2 separate regions of the Homo sapiens genome follow, and region 1 is linked to region 2. A link is a loop called in an ENCODE intact Hi-C map of the cell type or tissue named here. Cell type or tissue: OCI-LY7. All regions are shown on one strand.

Region 1 (2,500 bases), 370 kb before region 2:
AAATGGGTACTGAATAATTGTCAGCTTAGTTAATTTCAATTTGAATGTGTTTGAATAATTAGTGTGGGTATAACACTTTAAATAGCATATTTTACTGAAAAGATATTAATAGCTAGCCCTAGTGATGGAGAAGATGTTGGCATAGGATTATCTGACTGGTGACAAGGCAGATGTACACTAGGTTATCTTATGGTTTCTACTTTCTTTCTACATGAGTAGAATCCTGTCTACGAGACCTCCTGTGACCTCGGAGTTTTAATTAAAATTTAAATTGCCCTTGGCCGGGCGCGGTGGCTCACGCCTGTAATCCCAGCACTTTGGGAGGCCGAGGCGGGCGGATCACGAGGTCAGGAGATCAAGACCATCCTGGCTAACACGGTGAAACCCCGTCTCTACTAAAAATACAAAAAAGTAGCCGGGCGCGGTGGCGGGCGTCTGTAGTCCCAGCTACTCGGAAGGCTGAGGCAGGAGAATGGCGTGAACCCGGGAGGCGGAGCTTGCAGTGAGCCGGGATCGCGCCACCGCACTCCAGCCTGGGCAATAGAGCGAGACTCCATCTCAAAACAAAACAAAACAAAACAAATTTAAATTGCCCTTTCAAAAAACTCTCAATTGAATGACTAAAACGAAATACAAAAAAAAAAAGCTTCATTTTAACTTTTGTCTTGTGCTGTTACTGGAGAGCTTGTTGAAAAGGAAGGATCACAGAAAAAGTACTGATGAAGGAAGCAAAACACTTAAACTTAGATGCACTTGGAGAGACTGACGTCGAAGGGTTAGGGTTGCTGCTGTGTTTTTCTGCTCAAGGACCCCCTATAAAACATTGTGTTCCCAGGGGATAATGGACCAGGAGCAGCTATAAACAAACATGCTTTAAAAGCCACCCAAGTAGAAGAGCATTCTGGAGAGACAAGCCTGGGTTATTACAAGAATGAAAGCTCTGAACAGGAAGGTGTTTAACCTCATCTAAGATCTTACAATACAGCTAAAGCTAGAGGAGCCCATGTTTGTTAGAAAGATGTGTGGAAAGTTTTAAAGTTACATAAGCATAAGAGATTGGAATTGGATCATGTTCATCAAAAGTGTGGATTTCGATTTCAGAAAGGTTAGATGTTATTTTCCACACTAAAATTATCCAGTAAAGGAGAGAAAAGATTGGTGTTGTTTATTGTACAAAGAATTAGAGAAAAGAAAGGTGGCCAGATATCAGTAGCCCCAGGGAACTTGAAAATACCAAGAGATTGCAAACAAGGAAGTGCTTGGAAAATCGAAGCCATAGGTTGTTTATGTACTGCTAGCATCACCTCCAAGCTGCATATATATGGATCTAACACTAAAAAGCACATTACAGAGAACTAAATTATGAGACAGATCACTTTTCAGGTCACAGACTGGCCACTGGGTGGCATACACATGGGACATATTCAAAGAGCATTGAAAAGGCTTTAAAAATGTAATTGATATAACCACAAAAGAAGGCTGACTAGAAATTGTGGTCTGAACCCAACAGGGTTGATTCCCTGCTAAAACGGAAATATCAAGATTCACCATAAGATTTAATCAAGATACAAAGTCTTATAATCAATCTAAAATTCCTGGACATAAGAACCAGGAAAATTACAACTTGCATGGGACAAGATAATTGACAGATGTTGTGATGATTAATTTTATGTGTCAATTTGACTGGGCTAAGGGATGCCTAGATAGCTTTTAAAACATATCTGAGTGTATCTGTAAGGATGTTTCTGGGAAAGATTAGCATTTGAATTAGTAGACTGAGTAAAGACATTCACCTTCACCAAGTGGGTGGACATCATACAATCTGTTGAAGGCCTGAAAAGAACAAAAGGGCAGAAGAAGGGCAAATTCATTCTCTCTTCTTGAGCTGGCACATTCATCTTCTCTTGCCCTTGGCCATCAGTGCTCCTGGTTCTCTGGCCTTTGGACTCGTACTAGAATTTACACATTGACTCTGCTGGTTCTCAGACCTTCAGATTTGAACTAGAACTGCACTGCCAGATTTCTCAGGCCTCCAGGTTGCAGATGTCAGATCATGAGAATTCTCTGCCTCCATAACTACATGAGCCAATTCCTTGTAATAAACCACTTTCTGTATATCTATGTGTATCCTATTGGTTCTGTTTCTATGAAGAGCCCTCAGTAATATAGATGTCAACACAAAAATGACAAAGATGCTGGAATTATCTGACAAAGACTAAGCAATTATTATAAAAAATTCCAATAAGCAAGAGTTAACACTTGAACCAACTGGAAAGATTTAAAGTCTCAGCAAAGAATAGAAGATATAAAAAAGAATCAAATGAAAATCTGATGACTAAAGGATAGAATAACCAAAATAAAAAACCAACTGGATAGGCTCAATGTTAGAATGATTGAAGAAAAGAATCAGTGAACTTTGCACATGATTCAATACAAATTATCCAATCTGAACAAAAGAGAAAAGACTGAACTAAAAAAACAGAGTCTTAGGAACCTGAAC
Region 2 (2,500 bases):
CATGCCTTTGCAGGTTCTGAGCACACTGTGTGGAAAGCTAATTCCATCTGCTCCTTTAAGATCAGTTCAAATGTCATCTCCTCTTGGACATTTTCCTGCACTCTTCCCAACTACCCACCCCACATCCCCCCATCTCTGATAGGTGCCTTCTCTGTCCTCTCCTATTTCCTACCTTATGTTTGTTTTTCTCATCATTGCACTTACCATACATTCCCAACATCACGTTTTTTTTTGTCTGCCGTATGTTCCCCACCCTCCACACTTTGAATGAGTTCCTTGATGTCAGGGTTGATATCTGGTTCATCTATGCATTCCACAGCATTTAGCACAGGGACAGGCATATGGAAGTGCTCAGAAATCCTCACTGATGGATGAATTCATAAACAAATCAATCAGAGAGGGAAACATAAGATTCCCCAAGAGTTGGCCTTGTCTAGTTTAACTGCCAAATAATTATTTGATTGCCTTTATTCCACATAAAAATTTGCTTCATCAAAGGGAGAAAGAGAAACAGACAGACAGACAACAGTCATGTCAATGAATATAAAGAGTTTGAGCTGGATGTGGTGGCTCACGCCTGTAATCCCAGCACTTTGGGAGGCTGAGGCGGGTAGATCACTTGAGGTCAGGAGTTTGAGACCAGCCTGACCAAAACGGTGAAACCCCGTCTCTACTAAAAATACAAAAAGCAGTGAGATGTGGTGGCATGCGCCTGTAGTCCCAGCTACTCGGGAGGCTGATGCAGGAGAATCGCTTGAACCCAGGAGACAGAGGTTACCGTGAGCCGAGATAATGCCATTGCACTCCAGCCTGGGTGTTGCAGCCAGACTCTGTCGCAAAAAAAAAAAAAAAAAAGAGTTTGAATTTGGAATAAAATATTATTTAATTCCAAATTAAGTTGTTGAAGTTATAGATGCACTAAAATCAGTAAATCTTACAGAGTATATGGGTCTCAACAGTATTATATTTATATCATATTTAACCATAAAATAATTTACTCGGAGAACTCAGTTGGCAGGTAAAACTCCTAATAGAATAGATATTGAAAATTGTAATGCTGTAATTTGATTCAAGAGATGAAAATGTGGCTTCTACATCTTGGCTCTTGGGGTTTAAAAGCAAGGTGATTTTCTCTTTGTTTCTACTGGGCTTTGGCAGAGCTAAATATATCCTTTGGTACATGCTGCCCCTTAGTGTCAATCTCCAGGACTGCACCTGGCAGCCCTCTAATTCCCAGAATGCACTTGAAATCCTATTTATAAAGCCCTTTCTTCAGGGGCTTATCTTTATATAACCCAGCCTCAGCCCCTGCCCTCCAGGAGACTTTCAGAAACAAAGGCAATGTCAAAAGGCTCAAAAAGAATCTGTCAGGCTAGAGACACAAATTTACGGGTGACATGAAATCCCAGGAGGGGGAGACACACCTGTTGATAGCACAGAGGGTTATCCTATGCACCTTGCTTGCTCTATTAATTATTTCCATTGCACTTTGCAATTTTGGTATGAGTCATAGCCCTTAGGGCGTAAAGGTCTGAGATAGTGTGCAAAGAATGGGAGAAATGATCAGATTTGGGGGGAGCTTAAAGGTAATGACTGTGGCCGGCCGCAGTGGCTCACGCCTGTAATCCCAGCATTTTGGGAGGCCAAGGTGGGTGGATCACCTGAGGTCAGGAGTTTGAGACCAGCCTGGCCAACATGGCGAAACCCCATCTCTACTAAAAATACAAAAATTAGTCGGGCATGGTTATGCATGCCTGTAATCCCAGCTACTCGAGAGGCTGAGGCAGGAGGATCATTTGAACTCAGTTGCAGAGAGCTGAGATCACACCACTATACTCCAGCCTGGGAGACAGAGTGAGACCCCACCTCAAAAAAAAAAAAAGAAAAAAAAAAAGTAAGGATGATTTTAGAGAAAAAAAACTGGTAAATATCCACAAAGGTGGGAGCAAAAGGAGAAAAGATATTTGTAAGTGAGGCATTGGTCATGGACTCTGAAAGACAAGACGTATGTGAAGAAGAGGCATCCTGTCAACCGGGCAGGCAGACACCCTCCTTAGACTGAGGATACCCCCAGAGTGTCTGAGCCAGGAACTGCCCTGGGGCCAAGACTACAGTCATACAGGAGGCTAAGTTGCTTCCTCCTAAACTCTCCAGTTTTTGTCTTTTTATGTAACCAGATTCAAATGTTCTATCATTTTCCTAGCAACAGCATGAGGAATCTCAGTGGGAGGGACGGACCTCAGAAGGGTGGACACTTTTGAGGGTGGTGAGTATGTTTATTATCTTGACTGTGGTGATGGTGTCACTGGTGTATACAGATGTCAAACTTACCAAAGTGTGTATTTTAAATACGTGCAGTTTATTGTGTGTCAATTATAACTCAAAGCTATTTTTAAAAGGAAAGAAAGAAGCTTTCCTAGAATCGCACAACTATGTCGTAGCAGAGCTGAGACTCAGACCCATGCTTGTCTGACAAAAGATAAAATCATGCAGCCATTTA

Evidence for each region. Hi-C counts contacts between places; a loop is a spot of excess contacts. Peaks named below come from ENCODE experiments on the same cell type or tissue, not always from the same donor. Only the 100,000 strongest peaks of a DNase experiment are listed, where the experiment ranks them.
Region 1: it touches region 2 in a loop (19-fold over the local background); 11 of 110 quality-filtered maps call a loop at or near these places.

What each region holds. Positions count from the first base shown.
Region 1 is chr5:77,238,232-77,240,731 of GRCh38, reverse strand. The region is part of intron 1 of PDE8B (phosphodiesterase 8B); the gene reads right to left. Among named protein-coding and RNA genes, the nearest start is that of PDE8B, 29 kb to the right of the region's middle. In OCI-LY7, CTCF peaks have their summits at 1,179 and 1,385 (motif pointing right); a DNase peak (open chromatin) is centred at 1,391.
Region 2 is chr5:76,866,979-76,869,478 of GRCh38, reverse strand. The region is part of intron 1 of S100Z (S100 calcium binding protein Z); the gene reads right to left. Among named protein-coding and RNA genes, the nearest start is that of S100Z, 18 kb to the right of the region's middle. In OCI-LY7, CTCF peaks have their summits at 991 and 1,192; a DNase peak (open chromatin) is centred at 1,188; H3K4me3 peaks cover 355 bases.